2 separate regions of the Mus musculus genome follow, and region 1 is linked to region 2. Evidence: chromatin loops called from intact Hi-C (ENCODE). Cell type or tissue: left cerebral cortex. All regions are shown on one strand. Links, peaks and the distances in the headings refer to the core of each region. The heading gives the core; the rest is flanking DNA. Region 1 has its middle 28 kb from the start of Gm32374. Region 2 has its middle 18 kb from the start of Klhl5.

Region 1 (10,085 bases), core at 1,374-9,373, 65 kb before region 2:
ATAAAACAAAGTTTAAACAACATTAAAAAAATAGATTTAAAGTAAGCGATATTATTGACATTTTATTTATTTATCTTTTAATGAAAAAAAAATCCAAGGTTGCCAAGTCGAGACATGAACTGAAACGATTCTGTGACCTATGACCTGTAAATTCAACTGTTTAAGAGAGAACAGTCATTGACTACAGACCCGTTGTCAGGGATTTCTCTCAGTCCTGGCTTCCACCATCACCTTGAAATAATTGCTGCTTTGCTTTGCTTTAAAACCTGTCAAAACACATGATCCAGACCTGGGGAAACGTGAATCTATTCCTGAATGAATGATTTAGCAGGCTTACTGTGGAACTTGGCTATTCCTTCAATAATACTTTACATAAACTGGGTTTATTGCACTGTACACAATTACCCTGAACAAGCAATGCCTGATTTTTGCATCAAGTACAACATAAATTCTGGTCTAAATAATGAATATAGCCCCAAGTCTGTGCCTTGTTAATTAAAAAATATCCAAAGCCTATTTCAAATTCTAAGTAAAAAGCATTCAAAAAAACATTGCTTCGGGGCACTGACACACACAGATGCAAAGGACAAACCGAGTCCCAGACCCGGAAGGACAGGCCTAAGTTGGCATTCTCGGCCCTGAGAACAGCAATGTGTGCTTTCTCTGGGTGGCATACACGGCTGGACACAAGCTCAGGGTTAAAGGAGCATGTGACTCACTGAAGCTGGGACCAAAGGAAGCCACACACACAAACAAAGAAACGGCACACTTCAGACACAGAGCAAGGGGGACCAGGAGTGTCTCCACACTTCTGTGTCCCGGCAGAAACATCATAAGGGAGGGACAAGTTCTTTGTTGGTAGATTTCAGCCGTCGTAATGGAGATGATAGAGTGAGACTGGACAGCTCATGGCTGCAGGGGGGCCTGTGGCGGAGACTGTTCACATCACCGCAGATCAGAGAGCTGAGAGTCCAATAGGATCTAGGACCATTTCAAAGGCCCACAATGACCGGTTTTCAACAACTAGCTCTTCCGTTCCTCACACCACACCTAAAGCTCCCAGGGCCTCAGGAAAATAAAAATAAAAAAAAATAATAAGGCACCACCAATTGGGGAACAAGCTTTCAAAACGAAGCCTGGGGTAGGGTGAGCACATTTCAGATTCAACCCATAAGAAAGAAACATCAGCCGGACGGTGTTGGTACACACCTTTAATCCCAGCACTTGGGAGGCAGAGGCAGGCGGATTTCTGAGTTCGAGGCCAGCCTGGTCTACAGAGTGAGTTCCAGGACAGCTAGGGCTACACAGAGAAACCCTGTCTCGAAAAAGAAAGAAAGAAAGAAAGGAAGGAAGGAAGGAAGGAAGGAAGGAAGGAAGGAAGGAAGGAAGGAAGGAAGGAAGAAAGAAAGAAAGAAAGAAAGAAAGAAAGAAAGAGAAAGAAAGAAAGAAAAAGAAAGAAAGAAAGAAAGAAAAAGAAAGAAAGAAAGAAAGATCAATAATGTGCTGGCTGAAGGAAAATACAAATTACCAGAAAAAGCCCCAGTGCAGGAAGCAAAGGCGTCCTTGAGAAAGAAATCAGCTGCTCTGAAGTGCTTACGATTCCAGAGACGCACCAGAGACGCACCAGAGACGCCCAGAGACGCCCAGAGACGCACCACAGACGCCCAGAGACGCACCAGAGACGCACCAGAGACGCACCAGAGACGCCCAGAGACGCACCAGAGACGCCCAGAGACGCCCAGAGACGCACCAGAGACGCACCAGAAACGCCCAGAGACGCCCAGAGACGCACCAGAGACGCCCAGAGACGCACCAGAGACGCACCAGAGACGCCCAGAGACGCACCAGAAACGCCCAGAGACGCACCAGAGACGCACCAGAGACGCACCAGAAACGCCCAGAGACGCACCAGAGACGCACCAGAGACACACCAGAGACGCCCAGAGACGCACCAGAGACGCACCAGAGACGCACCAGAGACGCCCAGAGACGCACCAGAGACGCCCAGAGACGCACCAGAGACGCCCAGAGACGCACCACAGACGCCCAGAGACACACCACAGACGCCCAGAGACGCACCAGAGACGCCCAGAGACGCACCAGAGACGCCCAGAGACGCACCAGAGACGCCCAGAGACGCACCACAGACGCACCACAGACGCCCAGAGACGCACCACAGACGCCCAGAGACGCCCAGAGATGCACCGTCTGTGCTGGCTGGCCTCGCTGCACCCGTCTGAGAAACAAAACCAGGAAGGGTCCTCTCAAATTTACAAACTGTTGAAATAATCATTGCATTTCTCCTTGTCCTAAAGAAGTGCTGTGTGTGCTCATACACGCACACACTCGCCGAACAGATAAAGCTGGTCACGCTACACAACTTCAAATGGTGGTTAATTTTGTAAAAGTAATTACAGAGCCAAACTGGAGTGGATTTTTGGGTTTGGTTTTTGCTTTTCTTTTCTTTTCTTTCTTTCTTTTTCTTTTTGAAAATATAAGAAATTGCCCTTTGATCCTTTCTTTAAGCATGCCCTGTATGCTAATGTTGAAATAGCTGGCTTCAACTTAGTTCCTTAAATTACCACGTTTGTAAAGGCACTTCAGTAAAGATGGTACTGAAAAATCCATCTTAGAATGGCAATCCCATCCTGATCTTGCAGTTGATTAGAATTCACATTGCCACTGGAGTGGCTTCAGACCAGACACTCTTCACATGAAACAAAATAAAGGAGGGGTTAACATGTTTTATTTTATTTTCTGGACCATCTCATTTCATAGACTGGTTTGTATTTGTTTCCTATATGTTCACAGGTCTGATTTTTATCTTCCATCCTATATTCTACACTTTCTAGTTAAATTATGACAACCCACACAGTGAGAATATGTCGATGTTATTTCTACTAGTTCAACTGTCAGAAGTCATCACAGATTGGGCATAAAGAGAGTGCAGAGGGTTGGGATTTTGTGTTGGGAATTGAACTAAATCCACCTTTGTCTGGATCACAGAGGATTTTTCTCGGCATGAGCCATCAGCCAAGAAGCAATAGAATTATGTCAGCCTGTAGTGACTGCGACTCACCCGACTGGCCTGCCTCTTGTATTAGTCTCCAAGGAAGTTTCACCTGAAAAGAATAATAGATGGATGTCTTCGATGCCTTCACTGAGTGCAGAAATTTGGGGTGATCCAGAGCTGATCTATCTTCCTGCCCTGTGTGTTCAACTGGCAGGCTTCTCAGATGCGATTTGGATGGAAAAGGCAGTACAGAAGCCAAGGCCAGATGGGTGAAACCTTGGCAAAAAGCTAAGCTAAGCCCTTGAGTCCTTGCCATCTTTATCCTGCCTCTCTCACAGGATTTTTTTTTTAACTGTCATTAAGTACACAGTTCCCAGGATCAGTTTTTTTTTTTTTTTTTTTTTTTTTTTTTTTTTTTTTTTTTTTTTTTTTTACCAATCTGCCCGGCTTTTCCCTCTCTCTAATTTCCTTTCCCCATTTACCAGAGAAACATCCACTCAGAATTTCAACTGTGATCGCTCATATGTACTTGCCATATGCTGGGCTGTGTGTTTAGTGTTTAATGCGTGGTTCCATTAAATATTCACAATCACCCGTGTTGTGTTAGGAAAAAAAAAAATAAGGAAGGAAGGAATATGTTTGCTGGAGGTGTAGTCAGGTGTGGGGGAAGGGGGTACCTCTGCAGGCCCATGCTGAGGCATCCCTTCCCTCTGCGGAGCCAGTCACATGACGGTACAGTATAGAATAGAGTTTCTTCAGGGCATGGGGAGGGGAGTTGAGAGGGTAGTAGAGACAGAGAAAGGGAGAGAGGGAGAGAGAGAGAGAGAGAGAGAGAGAGAGAGAGAGAGAGAGAGAGAAAGTGAGTTGAGGCCAGCCATGAGCATGTGGAGAGAGAGGGAAGAAGAGAAGGGGGGAGGGAAGGGGGATAGGGCTAGAAGGCAAGAGCAAGAGAGAGTGAGGAGGGGGCAAACAGCCCCTTTTATAGTGAGTCAGGCACACCTGGCAGTTGCCGGGTAACTGTGGGGCGGAGCTTAGACAAAATGCTAACAACCCGATTGGAAGCTGGGTGGTTATAATTATAATCCCCACCACAAGAACAAAAACAGAGACTCAGAGAAGTTAGGTAACTGGCCCAGAGCTGCATGAGTAACAACGGAACTGGAATTTGAACCCAGGACAGTCTGACCTCACTAGCTAGCTGTTTGAACAAGTTAGAACCACCTAAGAGGAAAGCCACTATTGGCTTTAGGGAGGTCTGAATGCTCGGGTTTCGAGGCTTAGGCACCGTGGAAGCCTCAGGGTAGGTATACAACTGAAAGCTTCAGTTGTATGCTTTGCTTGTTCTCCTGCAGCTGAGAACAAACTGGGACTAAAGAGAGTAGACTGGAGTCCACGCGGTCACCTGGTCCCTGGGTGGTTCCCACCACAGCTTTGTTCTCCCTTCTCAGACATTTACACTAAGCAGCTCAGCGGCCCTGTCCTCTCCGTTTCCTCTTCCCTCCCTGTCTCCTCCATGCCAGGGAAGCCAGTCTGTAACCAGCACCATCCCTGAGCACTGAATACTCTCCTTGCTTCCTGGAGCGTGGCAGTTTTTAATGCTCTCCCCGCCTTAAAGATCACAGCGTTGTCTAGACTAGCTTTAGCTTGAAGCTTGTGTCTTCACAAAGTTCCACAAGAGCCTGGGAAACATTCTAAAAAAAAAAAAAAAAAAAAAAAAATGCTGGCTGACACCTCCTGCTCCCTGTGGACTTGGCACTGGCACTGCGGCTAAGAGACAATGGTGGTGGTGACTGCGGCGTTGGTGGTGACGATTGATGAAATAATGGTAATAAGCATTTAATTACTTCTTGCATTTCAGATACCCGGAGTAAGCACTCTGCCTCCAGTCTCATTTAATCTCCAACACTAATCTCATAAGATAGCTACAGCTACTATCATATCCATTTACAGCTGAAAAGCTCAATCAGAGGTAAAATTAGCTGCCTATGATCATCCAACTCCTAACTTGGAGACCAAGGATTCCTATCCCAGCCATAAATAAAATGCTGGACAGAGCTCAAGGACAGGCCAGATACCCGACAATAAAAGAAAATACAAATATGTGTCCCTTTGTTTTCTCATTGACTGAGATCTTTGCTTCTAATAACACCTGAAGGTCCATCTCTGTATCCCATAGCCTCCAGCAGAGCACTGTGGCACTGTGTGCCCACAAATGCCTTAGCGCCCAGGAGATGGCAAGTCACTTGCACTTCTCATTCTCCCTCATTGTCCTCATGGTATGACCCTCTAATGCTAAGTAAGAGACCCATTGGTCACTGGAAACTCAGATTGTCTCTTGTTGACAGTGATGTTGTGACAGGAAAGTCTGGTGCCTCTGGACAAAGTAAGGATGGGGGTCGGAGGGGAAGCAATTCACTGCTGGGGATTAACACAGGATGATAATGCAAATGGTGAACTGCAGGACAGACTTAGGCCATTTCTCTGTCAGTAAAAGGCAGTTGTGGCACATGTATTTAGTTCTTGGAGACAGAGGCAGGCGGATTTCTGAGTTCGAGGCCAGCCTGGTCTACAGAGTGAGTTCCAGGACAGCCAGGGCTACACAGAGAAACCCTGTCTTGAAAAAACAAAACAAAACAAAACAAAAACGCCTTTGATACCCGTGAGCTGTTGAGGCTTAGTCTGTTGCTATATGTTGTAATGTTAGGTTCTATACAGAAGTTCTAGCTGCTAACAAGTGAATTCTCACCTTTACCAGCTTTTCTTGCGCAAACCTTGTTCCTTAATTTAAAGCTATAGGTTAAAAATAAATGGCTACAGCCAACTACTGGAGGGATTTGAGGTGGGCAGGTTTGGAGTTACCTGGTTGGGGGTTTCGGAAAGGAGGAAGGAGGAGGATACAGGAGAGGGGGTCAGGAAGCTGCCGGGAGAGAAGATGGACTGTGAGCACATGGCCAGGAGAAAGAGCAAGTATCTGGGGGTACATTGCTGGGGAGGCACCCAGGCCAGCAGTTAGAAAAGAAGATTAAGTGTAACCCCCCCCCCCCAGTAAGTTTAAGTGTGCCCCCCTGCCTGCTCATTTTCTCTAAGGGCATCTCCAAGTAATGTCCTCTGTGTCCTCTTTGTCAAGTCTACTCTGCCTGACGTTGGGATGTGATTTCCACAGGCCAGCATTTCTCGTTGTTTTGCTCTCTGTCGTAGTCCCAGCACCTTACTTAGCACCTAACTGGCCTTCAGTGATTTCTCCTTTGATGAATGCACCCTTTGAGGCACCTGTCAAGTAGGATTAACTGTAATGAATATCAGGTTAACTATGAAATGCTGTGAAACCATTAAAAAAGAAGAAGGAGAACCAAAAGAATGAACTGTCCCTCTGTACTGTCCAGTTGCTAGGTGGACAAGCAGTTCTAGGTTAGTTACATAAATTAACATGAATATGTGTTCAGAGCACATTACACACAAACACACAAAACTGTAAAAACCATGGAGGCAGTGGAATGAAACAAGTGGGCGAGCATAGCAGAATTTGACACAGTCATGCTAAAGGACTCCAGCCCAGTTTGTAAGTTAAATTAAAACTATTTAAATAATGTATTTTTAAACGTGTATGAGTGTTTTACCTAATGTGTGTCTGCGTGTCAATCGCATGCATGCCTGGTGTTGGAAGAAGCCAGAAGAGGCATCAGACCCCCTGGGAATGGAGTTACAGACAGCTGTGAGCTGCCATGTGGGTGCGGGGATTGAACCCGGGTCCTCCAGAATGCTATTAATCACTGAGCCATCTCTCCAGCCCCAAGCCGTTAAAACTTTTCAATAAAAATGTATTAATGGGTGAATTAATATAAGTACATTTAATAATCAAAAGGGTCTAAATAAATTGCTTCTCATAAGGAGGTGAACTGATAAGTCTTATCAGATAAGAAAACTATGAAATACACAGATTAGTTTTGATGAGAATAGAAGTATATGGGAGTGTCTCCAATCTGAGTTTCTTATGCGCTTTCAGGGCTGATGTTGATGACTAAGCACATCTGCCCTTGACTTTCTCAGGACAGTGCAAACCAGGGTTCTAAATGCAAAACTTCTAAAGATTATGCTGATTTGAACAGAGAACTAGGACATTTCTGTCTCATCGGAAAGGTCTTAGCCAGATGCTCTCTCTCTTCTTCCTTCTCAGCCTGACTGGTTGTGGGACCTGTAACGACTACAGAAGCAATCTCAGACACTTCTGGAGAGAAATGGCCAGCCAATGAATTGACTCGGTGCTTTGGAGTTGCTAGCTTGATGCCCAGATGCAGATCATGTTTGCAAGAGACAGTTTACAATCTGCTCATCTCCACAAATGCAGCACGAGGGCATTCAAATCCCTGCGTCTGCAACTCCTGGCTCTCCCTCTCTAAATCGATGAGAAAGCTGTAGACACAATGGGTCTGGGCTGAATGAATCTGGGACTCTGCTCTGCTCCGCAGCTCAATCTCATTCAAAAGGAGACCAATGAATAGAAAGCACACGACAAACTAATGACCTCCCAGAGCACAGGCTTGTAGTGTCGGGGGCAGAATCTAAACCATTTGGTGCATATAGGGAAGTACGAAATCATTTTGGCCATTCTGTGCCTTTTAAAGCACTTCTGTAACTCATAAGTACTTTCCCACTTCATTATCAAAGTAGAAGTACTCATCACTACAATGGAAGTCATAGTCCCAGCCAATCCTGTTCACTGGCTTGATGATCGACTTTGATTGGTTACCAAGAAGTCTTGGTCTATTCTGCACTGTCTGAGATCATAGCAAGTCGAGACAGACTAGATAGAGATGTTACAATTCAAATACTATGTATCAGTCACACTTCCATTGCTAGAAGCAAAGACCTGACAGAAATAGCTTAACATTGGAAGGACTTATTTGGGCTCACTGTTTCAGAGGATCCTGCCCATGGCTGCTTGGCCCTACACACAGGGTCTAAACGTCATGGCTGCAGGATGGTGTGACAGAGTCAGGCCATTCACCCCACGGCTGCCCAGGAAACTGAGGAAAAGAGAATGCCAGTGCTCAGCTTCCTCCCCTTTCATTCCATCTGAGCCACAACGCCACAGCATCCTGCTGCTCACATTCATGTGAGTCTTTACCCTTTCCTTAATCCTGCCCAGGAGCGATTCAGACTCATCCAAAGGTGTGTCTCACCGATTTTAAATCCAGCCAACCTGACAGTATTAACCATCACAGTAGGCCTCCTATCCATCTCATTCAAAACCACAGGGTCTCTGGCAAGGAATATAGAGCAAAAACTCGCAATTCCCCCAGAGAAATCATGTGCAAACTAACAAGTTTGCTTGCTGAAGAGCACCCAGTGTCCCGCTTGGCTGGTTATTTCCACCTGCGTCTGCTAGAGAGGCAAGAGCTGGTCCAGTCACTGCCAATGCACCAGTACCAACGGGGAATCCGCATCAAATGGTCTGAAATTGGCAAGCTTAAGGAATGAAAGGCTCATTGGTTTTTAAGAGCAGGAATAAAGCCCTCCATGTATCGCATCCAAATGTTGCCTTTTTTTTTCTTCTTCTTTGAAGCAGGCCGGTTTTAAAGCTGAAACTGAAACAAATTGCAAGATAAAGTTCAGGAGAAAAATCTATTGATTTCCCTGAACCTGTGCTTGTCATTCATTTAATCACAGATCTGTCCAGTCAGCCCACAAACGTGCTTTGAAAATGTATTTATGGAAGAGATGGTTCAGTGGTTCAGAGCTCATCCTTTCTCAGACAGTGGAGCAGTGTACAGTTCCCGGCTCCGGTGCTGGGCAGCTCACAACTGCTTGTAACACCAGGCCCCAGGGATGCAACATCCTCTTCTGGTCTCTGCAGATGCCTGCAGTCATGTACACATGCAGACACACAAATTCACATGATTAAAAACAATAATAAAACTTCTGAAAAGGTTTAGTTTATTTTTTGACAATTTCATACACACACACACATAATGTATTCTAGTCTTACTCATCCCATTACTCTCATTCTCATTATCCCCCTCCCACTCCTCTGAATTCCTCCTTCTACTAACAAGTTCCTAGTCTACTTTCATGTCTTTTTAATTTTTATATGACCTATTTAAATAATAAAGTGCTTAATTAAGGATGTTTGCCCATAAGTGTGGGAGTGCATGCTGGACCACTGGCCTCTTACTAGTGACTACATCATTCAGGAAAAGGGCTCCTGCCCCCCTTCCCCAGCAGCCATTAACTAGTAGCTCCTCAGTTAGGGGTGGAGCCTCATAAATTCCCCACCCTGGTCCTGTGATGGAGAGTGGCAGGCTCAATCTTGTGCAGGTCTTTAGTCTACAAATATTTATTATAAGTGGTGTGCACTTCCCCAAGTATATTGGGGTTTCATTTGAAATTTCTTTCATATTTCTTTTAGTAAATGTGCACTGGGGCTCTCTGAGAGTTGGGTTTAAGGAAGATCTTTCTCTAGGCTGAACAGGCAAGCCTGGTTCAGGAGTACCAATAGTAGCAACAGAGTGTGGGTTTTCTCTTAGGCTATTCTGGCTTCCCTGTATTCCAGTAACCTTCTGTGCAATAAATCACTCTTTCAGCTGTGGAGTAGCATTTCAGGCCTGCCTGCTTAATCTTTAATTGGCTAAGCAGTTACAAGCTCAAATCATACTGTGTAAAAAATATTGCAATAGATCACGATACTGTCAGTTTCCCCTTAAAGAACTCTGACATTATCAAGCATAGCAAAAGACCACATCTGCCCATATGTTAATTAACTGCAGTGTCCTTCGAATAGGGAATAGTGTAGTTAATCACTTGCAAAGAGGTCACACTTCTGTCTTCAGAATGTTAGAAGGCTGTGTGTGTGTGTGTGTGTGTGTGTGTGTGTGTGTGTGTGTGTGATGGAGAACACCTAGGCATAGCTGAAGAATCCCATTTTGGGTATGCCTGTGCATACATGAATTTTAATTTTTTTTCACATGTGTGTGTGATGTGTGTGCATGTTTGCATGTATACAGGCACATGTGAGGAATCTTTCTCAAAATTCACTGGACATCAGTGCATGGCATCAGGAGTCTTTCTAGATCAT
Region 2 (10,085 bases), core at 1,131-9,130:
CCGCCCGCCGCCCCGCGCCACGGTGACCCCGGGCCTCCCTCCTGACCCCCCGCGGTAAGTGCGACTTCCTCCTCGGCGCGGTGGGCTAAGGCCAGCTCCCAACATACATGCGACCCTTCCGGGTCCGAGGACTCGCTGGCCAGGGTGACTTGCCCACCTTAGGAGCCGGCCCGGGCTGGGGGCTTTTGAGCTGCAACCGGGACTCGAACCCGGTTTCCCCCTCACCCCCACCCCCTTCCCCGGAACGCGGCCCTGCCGCCCTGGAGTTGCCCAAAGTTCTCCACGCGGCACTGAGATGGCCCGGCGGGTGGAGCGAGTGCTGCTCTCCAGAATTGTTCCCAAGAATAAAACATACACGCTGGAAACTATTTCGGATCCCCTACAACATACACACCTTGTTAACGTTTTTAAGTAATGGCCTTAACCTCAAAAATAGAGAATATGATTGTAGTTTCCTGGGTTTGGTTTTGACTGGTCACAACTTTGGCATTTAGACAGTTGCTTCAGTGCGTGTTCCGCAATTAGAAGCTGCTGGGGGAACTTGGCTGTCAGAGACTCTACATGGTTGCCATTATGACTATCTCATCTGAGTTTTGAGACTTTTACTAAAAGGGATATACAGAGTGTATCCCCACTCCCCTTCCACCGTCATGAGAGGTCAATTTCTTCTGCATGGCTCAGGAATTATGCGCTGGCAGATGCCCTCCAACTTTGTTTTGAAAATGGAACTGCTATACTATGTATCTGCCAGTTTTACCGATGCACAATAAATGTTAATTCTCCTTTCTGTTAGGAAGGAGTGTAATAAATCTTCCTGTTAATAAACAGTTTAATAAGGCTTTTTATTATTAATTAGATCGCTGTTGGGGCGGGGGGACGGGACTCACAACTTTTTTTTTCCTCTTACTTTCAGCATTTACAGGTTTAACTACCTGTAATGAATGTTTATGTTCCATATGGGGATTTATGTAAAACACTTTTAGGTAAAGGCGAAGACACTAATATTTTTGTGACAAGGACAGAGAAGTAGATACAAAGTTGTAGGAAAAAGAAGACGAACATAGATACTCACAGAGAGTATGTATATCCAGATATTTGAAGCAGTTTTGGGTCGATGTGTACAATATAGTTAAACAAACTAGATGAGAATATTGAGATTGAGGAGAAAGCCAGGCTGGGAGGGAATAGACAATGCTTGCCCTCGGGTCCTGTGCTACACGTGAGGCTTGGTTTGGGTTTTGAACGTCCTTAGAGCCAGGAAAGAAACACAGTAAGCTACCACATGTTTATGATTCCACAGTTTAAAAAGTCAGTTCTTCTGCATAAGCAAGGCATTTTCTAGTAATGAGGCCTGACAGAAACAGCTTTTTATGGGCCCTGAGAAAAGGAAGAGAGATGGTGACATTAAGCTGACATTTTTAAAAGATTCCCAACAGAAAATCATAAATTTTTTCGGGCTCGCACACGCGTGCACAAGCGTGTATGCACACAGACACCCACCCACCCAAAAAGTGTTCTTAACACAGGGCATGTTGAAATTAGAAGTATATGTTCTGTGAATTCCTGGTTGTGATGATCTGAACTAGTATTTCCCAAGCTGTGCTCGGTGGCGAGGGACTTACTTGTCTGCTCTACACAAGGTTCTCTTTGTCCCAGCTCCAAGACAAGGGGAGATGGGAAAAGATTCTGAGCTCAGATGAACTCGAGATATCTGGATTTAGATAGATGCTTTATTTTTCCCCAGAGTTTCTTGAAAGTTTTTTTTTTTTTTTAACCATACTGCTGTAAAATTGATTGATGGAAGAATACATGTTGTGACCGATTCCAAATGTAATAAAGCAGTCCTTTATGGATATTTTCTTACAGCTTGAGAACCGATAAGAACTGGAGAGCAAAGTGTTTGAAGTTAGTGAATTTGGTAAGGGCCAAAATGAAGCTAATCCAGAAGTCAGGGTTTTAACACTGTATACATCAAAGGAAGAGGCTATACACATACTCCGTTAGATGTTCAGCAAGTTGCCTCTTGGACCACATGACCTATAGGCCTTTCCATTCATGCTTCAGAATGTTTACTCTTTGAGAACTAGAATTAGGTTTAGGCAAGTAAAAATCCTTGAATTACTAGTGAATATAAATATGTGATTTGCATGCTATCTTATCACAAACATTATTTGTACTATTAGTTTCCTGTATAACCCTACATTCTGTAGCTATCAAAGATCTCAGAAAACATGCCACAAGTAGAAAGAGCAAAAGAGCTAGATGTGGTGGTCCAGGCCTTTCATCCTAGCATTCTGGAGACAGAGGTATCCAGATTTCTATAAGTTCAAGACCAGCCTGGCCTAAATAGCAAGTTTCAGACCATCCAAGGTAACATAGTGAGATTTGAGACCCTGTCTCAAAACAAAACAAAAAGGAGAGAGAGATCTGGAACAAAACAATAACAGCAACAAATCCAAAAACTATAATTGAACTTATTAGTGTTTGGGGCTATTTCCAGCAAGTTTATGAGCCTTTTGGATCTATATTCTAGTTTATAAGACTAGTGTGGTTATAGCAAACAGTTCATTCGTGGGATATATGCTGAGAATTTACTGGTAGTAAAACAGCCTGAAGGATGCAAATGAGAACAGGAGGCAAGAGTTTGGATTGCCAAGACTCACATCTTATCCAGATAGTCTTCCATCCTAGGTTTCAGAAGTCAGGCAGTGAGGGCTGAGAGGATGAGGAATTGGTTTGAAATTTTATCTGGAGCTGACCTAAGGGAGTACAATACTCCTATACAAACATTTTTTGGTGGGGGCGGGGAGGGGCACCTGTATACAAAATGTTACCGTTCTGAAAAATTGAGAGCCAATGCTATTTATTCTCTTCACCCTGTTTGTGAAAAAAAGATGTTTGCTGAGTATCAAACAGAATAGGTTAGGCTGTGGTCACAGAAGATCCTCACGTCCTAGTGGCTTAAGTCAGCAAAGGTTTATCTCTGTCCTACTGTATGTCTGGTGAGGGTCAGCATGCGAGCTCTGTTTCAGGGGGTCACTTGACCCCAGGCTGTTAGGCTGCATCTCAGCACATTCTTCCACACTTGGGAGGAGAGAGGAAAGGATGTGCTGGGTAATAACAGCACAGTGGCTCTTCAAGGCTCCCATTGGAAGTGACCACATAACTCATAGCTATACCTAACTTCAAAGAAGTAGGGAAATGCTACCTTACCCTGCTCCAGAAGGAAGAGACCTGGCACGGTCTGTGAACAGTCTTAATGACCACTCTACTGAGCAGACTTCATAACCCTGAGAGTCAACACAGGATCTGAATAAGCTGGACCCACCATGGTTTTCAGTCTTCTATTTTAAAAACTGGAAAACAGCATTTCTGTGTGAGTGTGCGTGTTTAGACAGAATTGTGGTAATGAGGATTATAAAGAACATCTTAATTTGAAATGAAATGCTATTGAAAAACCCCACAATTAGATGTACTATTTTGATCAAGTGAGTTTCATTTTGAATTGTATGTCCATTCAATAAACATTTGTTAAATGTGTATAAGGCACTGTTAGGTCTTCTGAAAATAAAATAGTGAATGAGAGATTCTAATGCCAAAAGAAAATTGCTATAATTTGAGTTCTCTCCTTCTTTTTAAGGCGGCATTAACAAATTTTGGAGTGTAACACACACACACACACACACACACACACACACACACACACACAAACACTGTATTCCTCTTTCTTTGTTTTGCTCTTAAGGTTCATTTCCTAACAAGTTATATAAAATTACTTGAACTAGTCTAAGCAACCAGAATGTTTTGTTAGCAGTAATGTAGCTTTGTGTTGATGTCAGAGACCAGAAACCCAGTTGGGCCTCAAGGCCCTTGGCATCGCTGATAGTAAAGAGCAGGGCTGCTTTCTCTGTGTGGTTTCTTTCCAGCTTCTCTCTGCATGTTCATGCCATTGCTCTGATTCTCTATTGACTAGCCTTTCTCTGTTTTGCTCTTACAAGGGCGCTTTAATCTAAGAGTTCACAGGGTTGAAGCTAGAACTTTGGCAGTTTATCCAAGCCTAGCATTTTGTCAATGCACCGTGGAGGTTGGCCTTCTCAGTGGTTCCTGACTGTGGGTCACCAGCGTTTGGGGATGGAATGACCCTTCCTCAGGAGTCACCCAATACCATCTGCATATTGTATATTTACGCTATGATTAATGACAGTAGCAAAATCACAGTTCTGAAGTAGCAGCGAAAATAATTTTATGATTGGGGTCACTGAAACACGAGGAACTGTATTGAAGGGTCACAGCCTTAGGAAGGTTGAGAACCACTTAAAGCTTAAGTGCTCTCACTGTCAGAATTTGGAAATAATGGAGTTGACTCTAAAACAACAACAAAGTCACTGGCAACTTTGTAGATAAGAAGGAGGCCCTGTTCTAGTAGCGTCTGAGAAGTCTGAGATTAAAGAAGTCTGAGACGCCACTTAAAAAAATCTGTGTGATTAGTGTACTGGCTGGTTCTGTGTGTCAAGTTGACACAAGCTGGCGTTATCACAGAGAAAGGAGCCTCCCTTGAGGAAATGCCTCCATGAGATCCTTCTGTAAGGCATTTCCTCAACTAGTGATCAAGCAGGGAGGGCCCACTGTGGGTGGTGCTGGTAGTCCTGGGTTCTATAAGAAAGCAAGCTGAGCAAGCCAGGGGAAGCAAGCCAGTAAGTAGCATTCCTCCATGGCCTCTGCATCAGCTCCTGCTTCCTGGCCTGCTTGAGTTCCTGTCCTGACTTCCTTGGTGATGAACAGCAATGTGGAAAGTGTAAGCTGAATAAACCCTTTCCTCCCCAACTTGCTTTTTGGTCATGCTGTTTGTGCAGGAATAGAAACCCTGACTGAGACAGTTAGCATCAGTGTGCAGGTTGTCCTAGGACAGATGGATTATGATAATCAGGATGAGAAGGGAATCTTGGAGTTGATTTGTAGCTAGTGTATGCACTCTCCACACACAGGCAAATGCCTTTTTTTTTTAAAAAAAAAATCCTTTCATTCATTTCTTCCTCTCCTAAGATATAGGTGACTGAATTGTCTGCCTCTTACCTTCATGTCCTTCAGTCCTTACTCGAGACTCCCTGGCTTCACCTCAAAGCTATTACTGCAGAGAGAAAGTCCATGCTACTAGTCCAGCAGTTCCCTACCAAACAGACTGCTCTCCAGGACAGCTTCTACGTGGACATTTTAGACTTTAACATCCTGTTGTTACATTTCTTCACCGACTTCATTTTTATTCCCAGCAACTTTGTATTTTCTCTTATCATTGTGCGCTCCTCTTCTGTAGCAATGTCTCTTCCCAGACAAAAGGTATCCATAGCTGCACTTCAGTAGGCAGCTAAGGGGTGGGTGTATACGATATCTGGAAGAGCAGATTACCAGAAAAACATGAGGGAGGTGAGGAAAAACTGTGTTTGTTTTAGCAACTAGGTATGGTGGTGCATAGGTGCACTTAGAAGGCTGAAGGCAGAAGGATCAAAGCAAGTTTGACGGAGCCAGCCTGAGCCAAGTAGCAAGTTCCAGATCAGCCAGGGCTCACAGCGAGACCTCATCTATATGAACAGGCATAACTAGCTGTGCATGACAGGTAAGACCCATCAGGGGTGAAGGCTAAAGGAGGGTCTTAGGTGCAGACTGCACAGGATCTTGAGTCTCTGAAATGTCCTTACACATTTGTTGCTGTGTAAAAGCAGGATGGGTGTGGACTCATCTAAACAGTGCGGTGCAGGAAACTACCAGAAGCTTCCTTGTTTAGAAGACAGTCCTACAGTGACGGCAGCTTATCAGCAGGCCTGTGTTGGTGTTCCCGATTGGTAGACGTGATCTTCACAGAAGTCCGTACAAGCAGCTTGTACCATCTGAGTAATATCTCAAAAGAGGCTCAACTAGGGGGGCACCAAAGCCACTAGCTTTAAAACTCCATGTTCCCTCAACACATGACGTCTCTTACAGCTCCATAAACTTAGCTTCCAGGATCGTGGAAAGGATATGAATTATCATAAGAGCCCCCCAAAGCTGGGGTTTCTTTATATGAATCCAAATGCAAACTGAGTAACCTGGGAAGTCATCTTTACTAGGAGTAATGTTACCTTGAATGTAGATAATATACCTAATTCTACAGATTGCCATTGCTGGGACACAGAGCTAAGAGACTTAACTTTAAATGTTCAAGGGGAAAGGTTCGCTAACTTAAATGTCCGTAGTGAGTGTATGAGCTCGTTTGGAAGTATTCAATAGTATTTGTTTTCATTGATTTGATCTATGTGCTTAATTATTTTTAGTTATAGATGAAATATGAGATAGATGAATAGAATGTAAGGTATGATGTTGGCAGGGCAGGTGGGACCTCTAAGACATTAAAAACTCTGAATTCCATGCCAAACAATTTGGCTTTTATGACCGAGTAGGAGATTGAAAATGAATAAGAATTTTAGCTATAATGGTGTAGTCAAGAATCGTCCTTTAGAAGGTGTGATTGCCCTGTGAAGACTAGAGAGGAGAGGCTGGAGAAGGGTTACTTCATTTCTTCCTGTTATTTGTGGAAAGAAGGGCTAATCAATTGTGCATCTTACAGGACCTTAAAATTATGGAGTCTCAGCAGTCCTTCAAAGAGGCTAGACCCAGCTTGTCTTTTCTTTTTTCTTTTTTAATTCATTATATTTTCAAATGTTGGCTTTATTTTAGGTAGTTTTAAGTATTTTTGACAGTTTTGTGCATAAATACACTGTATTGTGATTACATTCACTAGCTAGTCCAAGTTATTTCTTGTCACCCCCAGACCCCATTGGAAGTTGAGAAGACCACCCTGAAGAGACTCTTGTATTTTTGAAATAGTGTTTCTCTGTGTCCTGGAACTCACTCTGTAGACCAGGCTGGCCTCAAACTCAGAGAACAACCGGTCTCTGCCTCCCAAGTGCTGGGATTAAAGGCATGCGCCACCAGTACTCAGATGAAGGGCCTCTTAAGAACATTGAGTTTAGCCTAAGATACATTTAACACTGAGAGATTCTAGTCACTGCTGATGTCCATTGATCTGCCATTTCATTCACTCCCTTGTCCAATTGTGCTTTTAGTTGGAACTATAAAACAGCTTTTTGGTGTTTTTTTTTTTTTAATTGCTATTCTTTTAAGTTTCATGTTAGGGCAAGCCAGGGAGTTGTTGAATGACATTGGCTTAGTTAACATTTGTAGTAACGAACTCATTTGTGATTATGAGCATTTGAAGACTAGTTTCTCTCTCTTTCTCCCCCTCTCCCTCCCCCTCGATCCCTCCCCCTCCTCTCCCCCTCTCACTTCCCCTCTCCCCCTCTCCCTCTCCTTCCCCCTCTCCTTCTCTCCCTCCTCTCCCCCTCTTCCTTCCCCTCTCCCCCTCCCTCTCCTTCTCCCCCTCTCCCCCTCTCCCTCCCCCTCTCCCCCCTCCCTCTCCTTCTCCCTCTCCCTTGCCCCTTCTCTCTCCCTCTCCCCCCCCTCCTTTAAAAAAAATGGACTAAGGCTTAGCATGGCAGTGCAAGCTTTTTGTCCTAGCACTTGGGAGGCAAAAGGATCTTGATGAATTCAAGGCCAGCCCGGTCTACAAAGCAAGTCCAGGACAGCCAAGGCTGTCTATAAATTAATAAATGAATGATTGAATAGGTGAAGATCAAACCCAGGGCTTTGTGCTTTCTAGGTGAGGGCTCTGTCAGTTCATCCCTATCCTCACATTCAGGTTCTAACTCACACTCATTCTCTCTGTCTCTCCCTGTGTCATCACATTTGTCTCCCCTCTGTTGTTTAAATTGTTCTTTATTCCCATTTCCTTACCAACTGTATGTTGTTCTAACATAAGCACTTGGAAAACTTGATTGATCCTGCGTCAGCTCAAGTCTGTCTGTGATTTTCCGTTATGTGTTCAGAGACCACAGACAACTTGTGTTGTGTTTGTGCCTGAAGAGTACTGATTGATTCCCTTTTTCATCTCCATTGCTGTAGAGCTTCAAGGGAACAGAAACACTTCTGGATTTGGTTCAGGTCAGTAAAAGACAAAATCACAGTTACTCACGCTGTAGCTTTTTATGACACATAAGACATTTGGGTGTCACAGCACATTTGCCAAATCATGGATCAGGCAAGAAGTTAGCCATGTTTCTCTCCATCTAGGTGGCCTCTCAGCTTCCATCCTTGTGCCCTGCAAATGTGTCTATGTGCAAACTAAGAGAAGCGTGTGCCAAGGAAACCCATTCCGTTTACCAGCTACCCAGGACTCTTCTGATTTCTTCTCCAAATGCTGAAACCTGAACTCAGGGTCTCACATGTGCTAAGCACATGTTCTTAGCGACACCTCCAGCCATAAAAGGCTATTTTTCATCTGCTAGATTGCTTGTCTCACCGTGTGGTTCTGGATCCCTGAAATTCACTCTGTAGACCAGGCTGCCCTCAGACTCACAGAGATCCGCCTGCCTCTGCCTCCAGAGTGCTGGGATTAAAGGAGTGCACAACCACGATTGGCTGACAGACTTGTTCGTCCTCTGAAATAGGATCTCACTCTGTAGTCCTGGCTGATCTGAAATTCATTAGGTGACAAAGCACAGACTGACATGGAACTCATGTCAGTCCTCCTGCCTCAGCCTCCCAACTGCTGGTATTAGAAGCATGAGTCGCCACACTTGCCTTAAAAGGGTATTTTCAAAACCAAATATTTTGTTATAATTAAGCAGTTATTATAGTATCAGCTGTGATTTTTTTTCTAGGCAAGTTTAAAAGGGAGTGGGATACGTAACAGCCAGTTCTGTGAGTTGATCTTTGTTTTCCTACCATACATTAGGACAGACGGATAATGGAAACTAGTCTGATGTATGGGTGAACACTTTGTTTCATAGGCAAACACCAAAAACTGGGAGGAAGACGGTAACAGAAGTTGAGGACTTGTGTTTGGACATTAGTGCCATTTCCTGTTTAATTGCGACTGTGAGGAATTGCATAAGTGTTTTTGTCTAAGAAGTGATACATTCTTCAAGCAGTTGAAAACTAGTCTCTCTCTCCCTCTTTCTCCCTCTTCTTTAAAAACTTGAACTAAGGCCAGGCATGGCAGCACAAGCCTTTAGTCCAGCACTTAGGAGGCAGAAGCAGGCAGATCTTGGTGAATTCAAGACCAGCCTGGTCTACAAAGCAAGGCCAGGGCAGCCAGGGCTACACTGCCTTGTTTACCGGTAGTTTAACCTGATCGCACTGGCAAACAGTTTCAGTTCAGTTTAGTGTCCTCTGCTGCACACAGAGCTTAAACAAGTCAGTCATACTCTGAGTCTGCTCCATCTTTGGCATAGTAGTGTACTGAGAACTTTTAAAAACAGAAACATTATGGGAATAGTTTTCATTTTAATCCCAGGTGCGGGATATGGGGCTGCTTCAGATTGTCCACAGCAGGTGACTATGATTTGCCTCGTGCTCTTCACAGGGCTGCATGCTTTGCCAGCTGCAGATAGTTTCTGTGATTGTGTGATGTTTGGGATTCTGGGGACTTTTCCAAGGGTATATAAGTAGGGCCCAAGAGGTTAGTTGTTGTGGGTTGTGGTTTATTAAATAGTTGTGTACAAAGAGGAAACAAGAAGAAATTAGATGTCCTGAGAACAAAGATCAAACTTGCCTCATGGAACACAGGGAGTGGTCTAATGATAGTGATGCCCCTTTTCCCTCTAGCCATTTTTTTCTCTCCTTTCTGTGTTGGGGGATTGAAAGGGTGGAAGAAAAGGGGCAGAAAAGGCTGGAAGAAGGAAGAGCCCACAGAGTAGCCAAGGACTGATTACACAGTAGGGTTTATAACTACCTGCCCATGGAGTAGCTGTGAGCAGCAAGTGACACTGTTTTCAAAGCAAGTGGCAGCATAATCCACTTGAAATCCAAAGCATGGAACCCTCAACTCACCAGAGCCCAGTCAGCCTCGCTTGAGCAGCTGCATCTGTCAGATAGGGAGGGGACGCCTGTTCTCTAGGTGTTACAACAGGTCATGTCTTACCCACACACATGCACTCTAGGCAACAGGCTTAGGAGACAGTTGTAGTCACACTAAGAAACAAGGGAGTGAGTTG

What was found. A loop is a pair of places that touch in the nucleus more often than their neighbours do. Peaks named below come from ENCODE experiments on the same cell type or tissue, not always from the same donor. Only the 100,000 strongest peaks of a DNase experiment are listed, where the experiment ranks them.
Region 1: it touches region 2 in a loop (2.7-fold over the local background); 3 of 42 quality-filtered maps call a loop at or near these places.

Annotation. Positions count from the first base shown.
Region 1 is chr5:65,042,915-65,052,999 of GRCm38, forward strand. No RefSeq gene overlaps it. Among named protein-coding and RNA genes, the nearest start is that of Gm32374, 28 kb to the left of the region's middle. In left cerebral cortex, for the core only: no CTCF peak of the experiment used is centred there; no DNase peak of the experiment used is centred there.
Region 2 is chr5:65,107,808-65,117,892 of GRCm38, forward strand. It overlaps a transcript of Klhl5 not described here. Among named protein-coding and RNA genes, the nearest start is that of Klhl5, 18 kb to the right of the region's middle. In left cerebral cortex, for the core only: no CTCF peak of the experiment used is centred there; no DNase peak of the experiment used is centred there; H3K27ac peaks cover 923 bases.